Regions from separate parts of the Homo sapiens genome. Here region 2 is linked to region 1. The links are chromatin loops, found by intact Hi-C in ENCODE. Cell type or tissue: IMR-90. All regions are shown on one strand. Links, peaks and the distances in the headings refer to the core of each region. The heading gives the core; the rest is flanking DNA. Region 1 overlaps LUZP1 (leucine zipper protein 1). Region 2 overlaps LOC124903876 (a long non-coding RNA gene).

What was found. Hi-C counts contacts between places; a loop is a spot of excess contacts. Peaks named below come from ENCODE experiments on the same cell type or tissue, not always from the same donor. Only the 100,000 strongest peaks of a DNase experiment are listed, where the experiment ranks them.
Region 2: a loop joins it to region 1, with 8 times the contacts of the local background. A loop is called at or near these places in 10 of 110 quality-filtered maps.

The regions. Positions count from the first base shown.
Region 1 is chr1:23,096,566-23,103,093 of GRCh38, forward strand. All of the region lies in intron 2 of LUZP1 (leucine zipper protein 1), which reads right to left. Among named protein-coding and RNA genes, the nearest start is that of MIR3115, 56 kb to the left of the region's middle. In IMR-90, for the core only: a CTCF peak has its summit at 2,338 (motif pointing right); a DNase peak (open chromatin) is centred at 2,366; H3K27ac peaks cover 269 bases.
Region 2 is chr1:23,541,552-23,548,079 of GRCh38, forward strand. The region is part of intron 1 of LOC124903876 (a long non-coding RNA gene); the gene reads left to right. Among named protein-coding and RNA genes, the nearest start is that of E2F2, 14 kb to the left of the region's middle. RefSeq lists an enhancer at 3,187-3,481. In IMR-90, for the core only: a CTCF peak has its summit at 3,334 (motif pointing right); a DNase peak (open chromatin) is centred at 3,350.

The sequences.
Region 1 (6,528 bases), core at 1,278-3,777:
ATACGGAAGAATGTATCACAAACAGAAAATCTTTAAAAAGAAAAAAGAAAAAAAGACCATTGTCTCAGTCCATTTGTGCTGCTGTAATAAAATACCTGAGGTAGTAATTTATAAGAACAGAAACTGGCCAGGTGCGGTGGCTCACGCCTGTAATCCCAACATTTTAGGAGGCTGAGGCAGGAGGATCACTTGAGGTCAGGAGTTCAAGACCAGCCTGAACAACATGATGAGACCCCATCTCTACTAAAAATACAAAAATTAGCCAGGTGTGGTGGTGCACACCTATAATCCCAGCTACTTGGGAGGCTGGGGCACGATAATTGCCTGAACCCACGGGACGGAGGCTGCAGTGAGCTGAGATCGCGCCACTGCACTCCAGCCTGGTCGACAGAGCAAGACACCATCTCCAAAAAGAACAGAAATTATTTCCTCACAGTTCTGGAGCCTGGGAATATAAGATCAAGGCACCAGCAGGTTTAGTGTCTGCTGAAGGCCCAGTCTCTGCTTCCAAGATGACACCTAGAATGCTGTTTCCTCACAGGGAAGAAGGAATGGAACAAAAAGGGTTGAACTTGCTCCCTCAGGCCCTTTTTTAAAGGTGCTGATCCCTAATACTATCTCCTTAAAGGTCCTACCTCTTAATGCTGTTGCACTGGGGGTTACGTTTCAACACGAATTTTGGAGGAAGCAAAAACATCCCAAACACAAAAACAATCTATAATAACAACTGAACCACTTCTCAGCAGAAACTTTTAAGTAGGTGGCAAGTAGAATGGACTACAGGGGATAAGGTTGGGAGCAGGAAGACCAAATAGGAGGCTATTGCAGTAATCCAGGCAAAACATAGTTATGGCCTAGACCAGGATGGTGGCAGTACATGCGTTCCAAGAGCACGTGACCAAGACAGTTGAGAAATGGTCAGAATTCTGGCCGTATGAAGGCACGACCAAAAGATCTGCTCTTAGACTACATGTGAAGCATGAGGCAAAGAAAGGAATTAAGAAGCCGAGTGCAATGACTCATATCTATAATCCCAGCACTTTGAGAAGCTGAGGTGGAGTTCAACACCAGCCTGGGCACAACACAGTAAGATCCCGTCTCTATAAAAAAAGGTAAAATAAAATAAAATTAGAAGGTACAGTGGCATACACCTGTAGTCCCAGCTACTTGGTAGGCTGAGGCAAGAAGACAGCTTGAGCCCAGGAGTTTAAGGTTCCAGTGAGCTATGACTGTGCCACTGTACTCCAGCCAGGGTGACAGAGCAAGACCCTATCTCTAAATAAATAAGCAGATAGACAGATAGATAGATAGGAATTAAGGTAGACTCTAAGGTGGCTGGGCTGAATTTGTAGAGGGACAGCATTACCATCAATTCAAATGGAGATGACCGCAGATGGAGCAGTCTGAGAAGGAAGATGAGGAGTCTCATTTGGGACATGTGTATGAGATGTATATTAGATGTATAAGGGCCCACTTGAAATTCCTGGTAATGATTTAAAGTGAAACCAATCCACAAAGTTCTTTTTCTCCAGTCTTGTTCAGCTGGCTGAACAGACAAAAGAATAGAGAAACCAGAATTGGACTGAACCAGATCGAAGCACTGCAGAACAAAGCAAAAGAAGGACAGGAGAGCAGAGGATGTGTGTGAGGGACTTTAAATTCACTCAGTACAGAAGGAGGTGAAGAATAGTGAAAATATAATAGAAACTAATGAAGTGAAGGTCCCAAGGGGACTTGAAGGCTTGTTGGAGTAAGGGTACCAGGTACCAGAGGAAACTAAGCCTGAAATATAGAAGAAAGAAATCAGAGAGGGACTTCAAGGAATTGAAATCATGGAGGGACTGTAGTTATTGATAATGTCAAAAACGAAGGTATAATCATAGGAATCCTGTGGGGGAGTAGGGAGAAGTAGAGAACAAGATCATTAGAAGAGAGAAATAATTGAGAGGTAAAGGTGTTGCAAGGGTCACCAGCATGTAAGCGCCATAAATTAACAGGAATAATGCTGGAAAGAGTGACGTTAAGACAGAATCTGAAGTTGTTGAGAAGTTAGGGGCAGTGACTCAGGGCGTCGACAGACGGCAGCAACGATAGAGTATTAGGTGATGTCGTCCAATAAGATCACATTTAAAAATCAAGGACAAGAGTGAAGAAACAGTCTGAGACATAAGAGAAAAACAGCCACCACTGGAGAGGGAAGAAATGACTCCAACAATGATCCTATGAGAAAGCTCAGGGCAAAAGAAAAACAACTGAAATTGGGCCTGGAGGAGACGCCAAATGCCAATTCTCTCCAAGCCTGATTCTTCTAATGGCTGCACTATAAGCCTAGAACCACCAGATGGAGCCCAAGCTCAGCTCCTCAAAAACACCAACGCTTGAAGGTGTTGAAAAAACCAAGCCTTCCGCTTCCATTCAGATTCTGCCCACCCCGAATACTGCTCCCTGTCCATCACTCTGCTTCTCTGGGTACATCTTTCTCTGTCCTCTCATCTTTGCCTCTTTTGGTCCCCCTTCTCCTTTCCCCAGCCTACCTGCTTCCTCATTCTCAAAAACGGAGAGGGAAAAAACCTCCTATAGTTTATGTTTTTAAAAAGAAAGCTTTTCCCTTTTAAAAACTCTTGCATTTGGCCTTCTGCCCAGTGGTACAATTAAAATCTTGTCAATGTATACACAGGGTTGGTTTGGGAGGACTTAATTAAGTTTAGACCACACACCAATTTTAAATGAGTGTATGATACAAAGGGTCTGTGTTGCCATCGTAGTCATTGGAAGACAAATGATATATGATTCATCTATAAAGTGCTTTAAAACAGCATATCCTCATAAATATGCTTAAACCATTAAATTGTGTATTTTAAAGAGATAAACTTCATGATAAATAAAGCATATCTCAATAAAGCTGTTAAAGAAAACCCAGCTTATCCTCAAACTGTAGCATTCTCTCAGCACATCTTATTTGTACTAGCTTATACTATAGTTTTCACAATCTCTTTTTCAAAAGAAGGAAACGTTAAACCTTAGTATAGCCCCATCTATAAATTATCATAATTCTGAATTCAGAGAGTCTGGGAATTATACCACCGTTTTATTTATTTGGCTTTTAGTGCCAATTTTATATGTTTTATCAAGACTCTGGATGATATGAATCAACTAGTACAGGCAATGAAAAAGCTAAACCCAGTAAATATGTAGCAAATACTTACTGGAAACATACAGAGAAAGCAGGTATTACACACCACTGCTTAAAACTCTCTAAAGGTCCTGGCTACTATTAGGATAAAGTCCAAATTCCCCATGATGGCACCCAAAGCCCTTCATGATGTGGCCCCGCCAGCCTCTTCATCTACATCCTCGCCCTCCCTCTTCCCTCTGGTCCCTCACTAGTTTGATTCCTTCTCATTTCTTCAGATCCCACTTTAGACAATACATCCTTCTGGAAAATTCTGGAGTGCCTTCTTCAAACCCCAGGCCAGATCTGGGCCTCTCTTTTTTGCTTTCACAGTCTGCTACATATTTCCCATCACAGAACCTATCACACTCTATTGCAGCTTTATTTACTCAATTCTTCTCTCCAACTTGTGTCACCACTATATTCTCAGTACCCAGCAGGGAGCCTAGCACACAGGGAATGCTGAAAATTCGATGAATTTGACTGATGAGTGAGCCTCCTAATTATCAAATAGCTTGTCGGCCCTTTGGCAATGACCATTAACAGAAAATAATAAGAATGTCCATGACCTAATCATGGATTACAAAGGAGAAAACAGATGGCAAGAGTGAACAGACAGCACAGAATCTCAGGCCCTGTGGTAATGCTCTGAATGATCTCATCCCTAGCCCTGTGCCACTTGCACAATGTCTCAACCACAATTCTCTCCCCCTGACCTGCTGGGAAGCCCTTTCTTGCAGGTCTATGCCACACAAACAGGACATAGACATCAAAAAACCACAACACTCACAGGATGTTCAGCTCTAGTTATCGGACCAAATGTTGGAGAAGTAGTAGAAAACATTTCTGGATCTTCCTCCACTCCTCAGAATGAGATTTCAGAGCCAGAAGGTAGCTAAAGATCATTTAGTCAACTGGTTTTCAAACTAGACTCAGCAAATCCCCTTGGGGTCATTTAGGGGAAAGACAACAGGGGAGATATTTTGAGCAGGCTGAACTCCAGGCTCCTTTCACTTACTCAACCAAAGCAACTGATTTTTAGCTTCTTACAATATTGGGCTTCTCCTATATGACTTTATTAAAGAATTCTACATAGCTTTTATTTAAAATAAAATCACTTACTTCATTCAAACCCCTTATTTTAGAAACAAGGAAACGGACTCAGAAGTAAATACTGTGCTTTTTCCAGCAGTTTAGCAAAAGTCAAGGACTTCAGTCTCCTGACTCTATGTTCAGGATTCTTCCCATTATGCAAAATCACCTCCTTATAAACTCTTAAGCATTTTTACAAAATGAGGAGTTCTAAGCACTACTCTATAAACAAACTAACAATGACAAAAGAGTATAAAGGAACAAATAAGTACAACCACAAATAGGGCAGTACTATACTACAGGCAATACTAAGTACCTTATATACATGATTTCTGCAGGTATCAGGAATCTCAGATCATTTACTTTACATGTTCCTACGTTACTCCACGGAGGTTTTCCCTCAATGTCCACACAAAAACAATATGGTAATCCCTGGACATGTAAAATGCTTAGCAGAATACCTTGCACATAAGTCACAACAAACAGTAAGCTACTACTATTATTCTATTCAGCTTTCACAATAACCTTATGGGGCAAGGACTCTCAAATTTTCCCAAAGTACGCAGCTAGCAAGGACAGTCAGAGTGAATCTAGGTCCAATTCCAAAGTTTATATTCTTTTAAGAATACCATACTGTTTGGCCAAGTCACTGATTTTCTCTATGCTTTAGTTCCTCTGAAAAAATAAAAGAATATCAACTACCTTACAGCAACACTATGCAATAAAGTTAGCAAAAGCACTTTGAAAAGTCCTATGCATACCTAAAGTAAGTTTCATCAGGGAAAATCCTCCTAAAAATAGTGATTCACTAAGATCATCCCTTCTCCCCAGAGTAAACAAGGAACTAGACTGAAAATGGGGTTAGGAGGTCACTTATCTCTGACCTTTTGGCCCTAAGTAGCCAGGATAAGAAATGCTTTGCTACCTCCTGGATCATCCAAAAGCAAAGTAGACACCTCTCTTTCTACTGCCTCCCTTACTCTGTGTTAAGTATGTTTATCCAGGCAAAATTCATTTATTTAGCAGACATTTATAGAACACCTATGATGCACCCAGCATTTTGCCAAGATAAGTAGAAAATCTTACCCTTGCCTTTAAGGAATCATACAGATATAACCAATCATAAAACTATGATAAAGAAGCCTTCCCTGACCATCTTACATAAGATAGCACCCACCCTTTTGCATCCTGTCTTCTATCCTGCTTTTTTTTTTCCTTAGCATATTGTATCATCATACATATAACCGGAAGCTCAGAAGAAGTGATTAAATGTGCCTAAGGGTGGGGTCTGGGAAGGAAACTGTTTATATTAAACCTTGGGAAACCATAAGAAGGTTTTTACAAAGGGAAGGACAGTCTCACTTTTCATGCCACCCCTACATTAGTACCTGGCTCAGTTCTAATTCACGCTAGCAACATACAGTGCCAACTGTCTCTCATTCAGGGCTCTTTCTATCAAAGTTCCTGAACCCAGTTCCAAGTGGCCCCATCCAGCATTTTGGAGGGTGGCTCTTCTTCCTGTCCTGGCAGATCAGGAAGGTCTGAAATAGAACATAATCAGGCCTGCCCTGCCCCTTCTCCCAACACAGCTGCCATGATTCACTTCCTGTTCCCAATAGTCATTTAAAGAGGGGTCGGCAAACTTTTTTTTAAAAAGTTTGATAGTATACACATAAGTATGCAAACTTAGTTTGAGAGTAAATATTTTAGGCTTTATAGGATCTAAGGTTTCTATTCCAGCTACTGAACTCTGACAATGTAGTGATGAAGCAACCACATATATACTGTACAGAAGTGAATGAACATAACTATGTTTCAATTAAACTTGATTTAAAAAAACAGGCAGTGGGCAGGGCATGGTAGCTCATGCCTGTAATCCCAGCACTTTGGTAAGATGAGCGGGGAGGATTGCTTGAGGCCAGGAGTTCAAGGCCAGTCTTGGCAATACTGCAAGACCCTGTCTCTACTTAAATAAACCATTAAAAATTTAAAAAGCAAAAGACAGTGGGCCTGTCTGCCAGAATTTGCCAATCTCTGATCTAAAGGATAATAGGAGCTTTTATTTTATTTTATATTTCATTTCATTTCATTTTTCATTTCATTTCATTTGATTTCATTTCTTTTTTTATTGAGACAGGGTCTACCAGGCTGTCATGCAGTGGAGCAATCACAGCTCACTGCAGCTTCTACCTTCTAGCCTCAAGCAATCCTCCCACCTTAAGTCTCCCAAGCAGCTGGGACTCAGACACATGCCACCATGCCTG
Region 2 (6,528 bases), core at 1,992-4,491, 450 kb after region 1:
CAGTGAGCCGAGATCGTGCCACTGCACTCCAGCCTGGGCGACAGAGCGAGACTCTGTCTCAAAAAAAAAAAAAAAAAAATGAAGCCAGCTCAATTGCTAACATTGAAAAATGACTCAGAACTCTTTTTTTTTTTTGAGATGGAGTCTCACTCTGCAGCCCAGGCTGGAGTGCAGTGGCGCAATCCCAGCTCGATGCAAGCTCTGCCTCCCGGGTTCACGCCATTCTCCTGCCTCAGCCTCCCGAGTAGCTGGGACTACAGGTGCCTGCCACCACGCCTGGCTAATTTTTTTTTTTTGTATTTTTTAGTAGTGACGGGGTTTCACCGTGTTAGCCAGGCTGGTCTCGAACTCCTGACCTCAAATGATCCACCCGCCTCGGCCTCCTGAAGTGCTGGGATTACAGGCGTGAGCCACCGTGCCCGGCCAGAACTTTTTTTTTTTTTTTTTTTTGAGACAGGGTCTCGCTCTGTCCCCCAGGCTGGAATGCAGTGGAGTGATCTTGGCTCACTGCAACCTCCACCTGCTGGGTTCAAGCAATTCTCGTGCTTCAGCCTCCCGAGTAGCTGGGACTACAGGCATCCACCGCCACGCCCAGCTAATTTTTGTGGTTTTTTTTTTTTCTTTCTTTTTAGTAGAAACAGGGTTTCACCATGTTGGCCAGGCTGGTCTTGAACTCCTGACCTTAAGTGATCCACCTGCCTCAACCTCCCAACATGCTGAGATTACAGGCGTGAGCCACCACACCCAGCCCAGATCTCTTTTGAAATAAGCAAGACATTCAGTTTTGAAATCGAGGTGGTTTTGGTGTTGGCCACAGTTGGGGTGGTGGTAGATTATGCCAGCCATCTTTTGGAAGCTGACCCTGAGCCCTGCACCCCACCTCTTGTTAGGAATCTCAATCTATCATTGTTTTTGTTTGTATGTTTGTTTGAGGCGGAGTCTTGCTCTGTCACCCAGGCTTGAGTTCAGTGGCGCGATCTCAGCTCACTGCAAGCTCCGCCTCCCAGGTTCACGCCATTCTCCTGCCTCAGCCTCCCGAGTAGCTGGAACTACAGGTGCCCGCCACCATGCCCAGCTAATTTTTTGTATTTTTAGTAGAGACGGGGTTTCACCGTGTTAGCCAGGATGGTCTCGATCTCCTGACTCGTGATCTGCCCGCCTCAGCCTCCCAAAGTGCTGGGATTACAGGCGTGAGACACCGCGCCCGGCCCGTTTGTTTGTTTTTGTAGAGAAGGGGTTTCACCATGTTGCCCAGACTGGTCTTGAACTGGAATCAAGTGATCTGCCTTGGCCTCCCAAGGCGCTGGGATCACAGGGGTGAGCAACCACACCGGCCCTCTATAATCGTTTTGCAATTGTAATTACAGTTGTTTTAATGTTCTTCCTCCCCACCCCACCCCCAGATTTAAGCTTCTCCTTGTCTTTTTAATTTTCACACCCCAATATCCAGCATAGTACCCACTGCAGAGTACAAGCACAAGAATTGCTTATTGAACTAAACTCAACAAAAGGTTTGTTTGTTTGTTTTGAGATGGAGTCTTGCTCTGTCGCCCACTGGAATGCAGTGGCCCAATCTTGGCTCACTGCAACCTCCGCCTCCCACAGGTTCAAGTGATTCTCCTGCTGCAGCCTCCCGAGTAGCTGGGATTACAGTCACGCACCACCACACCTGGCTAATTTTGTATTTTTAGTAGAGATGGGGTTTCTCCATGTTGGTCAGGCTGGTCTCAAACTCCCAATCTCAGGTGATCTGCCCACCTCGGCCTCCCAAAGTGCTGGGATTACAGGCATGAGCCACTGCGCCTGGCTAATTTGTATTTTTAGTAGAGACAGTTTCACCACATTGGCCAGGCTGGTCTCCAACTCCTGACCTCAGGTGATCCGCCTGCCTCGGCCTTCCAAAGTGCTGGGATTACAGGCGTGAGCCATGCGGCCTGGCCAATGAAAGGTTTTTTGGAATAGGTGCAAGATCACTCACAATCCCCTTCCAAGAGACTTTCCAAGAAAGTCTCTGGCCACTGTCAGAGTCCCTCTGTAACTCTGCTTGGGGGGAAATGGTGAGTTGGGGGCCTTATGAGGCCAAAGAGGTAGTCACAGGAGCCAGAATTCTCACGTACCTCCTCCAGGCTCATGAAGAGAGGCACAACTCACTTTTTTCCTCCCACTCCCTCCCCTCCATCTCTCCCTATTCTCTCTCTTTCCTTTATTTCTCTTTTTTTAGAGATAAGAGTCTTGCTATGTTGCCCAGGCTGGTCTTGAACTCCTATATTCAAGCAATCCTCCCACCTCAGCCTCCCAAAATGCTGGGATTACAAGAGTGAGCCACCATACCTAGCCTATAATTCACTTTCTAACCCACCTCCCCGCCCACTGCTCTCCCCCACGCCCTGCCCTATACACTGCCCCACCCCTGTGATTATTCCTCCCCAAACAAGCAGATCAAAAGTGATGCTAAGAAGTCGGGCACAGTGGCTCACTCCTATAATCCCTGCACTTTGAGAGGCCAAGGCGGGAGGATGGCTTGAGTCCAGGAGTTCAAGGCCAGTCTAGGCTACCTGGCGAGACTCTGTCTTTACAAAAATATTTAAAAATTAGCTGGGCGTAGTGGTATATGCCTGTAGTCACAGCTCCTCAAGAGGCTGAGACTGGAGGATCTCTTGAGCCCAGGAGGTCATGGCTGCAATGAGCTGTGATTGTGTCACTGCATTCCAGCCTGGATGACAGAGGGAAACCCTGTCTAAAAAAAAAAAAAAAAAAGCTAATAGTTGCAAAGCAAGCACATTCATGCCCGATCTGCTTAATTATCACAACAGCCCTATGAGGAAGCCACCATTAGCCCCACAGAACAGATGAAGGAACTGAGCCCAGGAGTAGTTCGATGATTATGCCTGAAGGACAGCTTGTGTGTCAGGGCCCTGAATTTTATTTACTATGTGTGGGTCACCTTTCTGAAGGCTCATAAACTTCCACGCATATGATCCTCATATCATCCCCATGAGATGTGTAATATCATCACCCCCATTTTATAGATGAAGAAACTGAGACTCTGAGCATTTACGTAACTTACCCAAGGCCACAGGGCTGGTGACAGTAGAGGTGGTTTTGAGCCAGGGCTGTCCAGGTACACCCTCTCAACCACTTTGTCATCCTTCCTCTGGATATTCTCTGGACACCTTGGCTTTAGCATGTGCAAGTAGGACGACACCCCCCTCACCAAGAGGTAGTAAGGATTAGATCTAATATGTGTGTGTATCTGGATCACAGTAAATACCCAGGAAAAGAGGTCATCATTTTTGTTCCTCTCTGACAATTGCAGCAACTGGCCGCCAGAGGGGAGTCATGCACTGAAGACCTAAGCCCTTCCCAGGTGACTGGTTGACCATTCAACGGTTAAGAATTGTGCTGGGCCCTTTTATCTCTGTGCCCAAATGTGGGATCAAGGACAGATCTCACCAGTACGGAACTACAAGGATCTTTTGACTCTTGCAAAAGAAATACAGCTTAGGCCTTAAAACCCATCTAAGGCCCCTTTACCAACACCAATTCTAGGACTGGGAGGGTGGGGGAGATCCCTGTGGAGGGAGGCCCAGCTGTGTCCCATTTGGTGGTGGCAGTGCTGGGGGAGCAGCAATTATCAGTAATTCCTCTCCTGCTGGAGGCTGGGCTCCTGGAGCCACAGCTGCAAGGTGGGAGGTGGCAAGGAGGATTTTGGAATTGTCTCCCTAAGGGGTTTCCATGGTTACAGATGGATACAGGCAGCCCACTAGGCTGGGTCCTTTCTCCATATTGTCTCCTGGGGAGACAATGGGCTTTGGGGATGGGGCGGCATGCCACGCAGATCATTTCTAGAGCAGGGACCATGAGTGCCTGCTCTGTGAACCCCTGGACCCCAGCTGCTGGGACAGAGGGAGTTGGGCACAGGGATCAGCCTTGGTAACCGACTGCTTGCTTTGGGGTACAACACTACTGCTACAGCAACTCAAGAGAGGCTGTCCGCTGAGCCACTCAAGCAAATCTGAGGCTCCAAAACAGCCAAACTGCAGAGGCCTCCAGGTATTTAAAAAGCATGCATTTTGGAGTCAGATAGTCATGTCATGATTCTGTCCCTTGCTAGCTGTGTGACTTGGGCAAGTTATTTTACCTTCCTGAGTCCCCGTGTCCTTATCGCGAAAGTGGGACAACACCCACTTTATAAAATTGGTGTGAGGAAGCAATAAGCACAAAGCCTAGTGCCAAGAAAATGCTCAGAGAGTTCCTAAGCTCAGGTGGGTTGATGGGGTCCTGGGATGTGGGACTGGCTCTGTACCCACTCTGTGGCCTTAGACAAGGCCCTTCTTATTTCTGGGTCTCAGCTGCTCCATCTATGACTTGGAGACTTTGAAAGGCTTATAAAGGATGAAAGCTACTCAGGAGGCTGAGGTGGGAGGATCCCTTGAGTCCTGGATCCAAGACCCGCTTGGGCAACATAGTGAGACCCGCCCTGCCTCGAAAGAAAAGGAAGTACCTGGCCAGGCGCGGTGGCTCATGTCTGTAATCCCAGCACTTTGGGAGACCGAGGTGGGCAGATCACGAGGTCAAGAGTTTGAGACTAGCCTGGCCAATGTGGTGAAACCCTAACTAAAAATACAAAAAACATTACCGGGCATGGCCAGGCGTGGTGGCTCACACCTGTAATCCCAGCACCTTGGGAGGCCAAGGCAGGCAGATCACAAGGTCAGGAGATCGAGACCATCCTGGCTAACACGGTGAAATCCCGTCTGTACTAAAAATACAAAAAAAAATAGCCAGGCGTGGTGGCAGGTGCCTGTAGTCCCAGCTACTCGGGAGGCTGAGGCAGGAGAATGGTGTGAACCCGGGAGGCAGAGCTTGCAGTGAGTTGAGATTCCGCCACTACACTCCAGCCTAGGCAACAGAGAGAGACTCCGTTTAAAAAATAAATAAATAAATTTCCTGGGCGTGGTGGCGGGTGCCTATAGTCCCAGCTACTCCGGATGCTGAGGCAGGAGAATTGCTTGAACCTGGGAGGTAGAGGTTGGAGTGAGCTGAGATCACGCCACTGCAGTCTAGCCTGGTGACAGAGCAAGACTCTGTCTCAAAAAAAAAAAAAAAGAAAAGAAAAGTACTTGGCCGAGCACAGTGGCTCATACCTGTAATCCAAGCACTGTAGGAGGCTGAGGCAGGAGGATCACAAGGTCAGGAGCTCAAGACCAGCCTGGGTAACACAGCAAGACCTCCCAATCTCTACACATTTTTTTTTTTAAAGTAGCTGGGTATGGTGGTGTGCACCTGCAGTCTCAGACTTAGGAGGCTGAGGTGGGAGGATCTCTTGAGCCCAGGGGTTTGAAGCTACAGTAAGCTATGACTGCACCACTGCACTCCAGCCTGGGTGACAGATTGAGACCCTGTCTCAGAAAGAAAAGAGGGGAGGGAACGGGAGGTGAGGGGAGAAAAGAAAAGTGCGAGCTTGGGAAAACAGAAATCAAAACACTAACACAACAACCCCATCTTCCAGGACTTAAATCCAGTTGGAATATGCAACATGTGATCACAGGGGCATGTGGTATTTGTGTAAGTAGACTCTGTGCTGTGGCAATTAAGGGAGATTTTTCTGAGGGAGGCAGGACTTAAGTTAGGCCTTCGAGAGTCTCAGAATCAGGAAAATATTCCAGAAAAATCTCCCACGCTATGCCAAGGAGAAACAGAATCCCAGAAGGGCGAAGGGACTCAGTTCTCTGCCACTCAGTTTCAAATCCTTCCTAGTCACTGCCTTTTCCCCAAGGAAGGGTGTGTGTACGTGGGGAGGAAAGGAAGGAGTAAGCAAAAACCATTGTCATTTATGTCCAATTTATGGGACACCTTTACATGAGTCAAGTTAATCATTAGCCCCATTTTATAGATAAGTAAACTAAGGATTGCTCTAATTTTTATCCAACTGATTTGGCGAAACAACGTACATGGCCCAAGAATAAACTTTGTCTCCAGTATGGAATACAAAACTTCCCCAAGGGAAATGTAAAACAATTCCTTCATGTTTAAATCATCAGCAGAGAAAATCAAATCGTTTACATGTCTATTACTTGTCCTTCTATTAAGAGGCACTTAGCACAGAGCCTCGAACATGGTAAGTGTTAAGTAAATGAAAGTTGTTGTCACTGTCACTGCTATTATTAAATGTATTACTACATATTCAATGCTGGGGATACAGAGGTCAATAAAACTCTCTCCCTGTAGTCCCAGCTACTCTGGAGGCTGACATGAGAGGATCGACTGAGCCCTGTTGGTGGAGGTTGCAGTGAGCCGAGATGGTGTCACTGCACTACAGCCTGGATGACAGAGAGAGACCCTGTCTTAAAAATAATGATAATAATAATAAAAATAACTCCCTTCTGTCTTTGAGAAATTCAGCCTAGTGAGAGAAAACGGGCTGCAAAAAAAATGATCTCTTACTTCCTGGACACACATATACCATCTCGTTAAATTCTCCAAACAACCTTGTGAGGAAGGTTTTTTCTTTCTCTCATTTTAGAA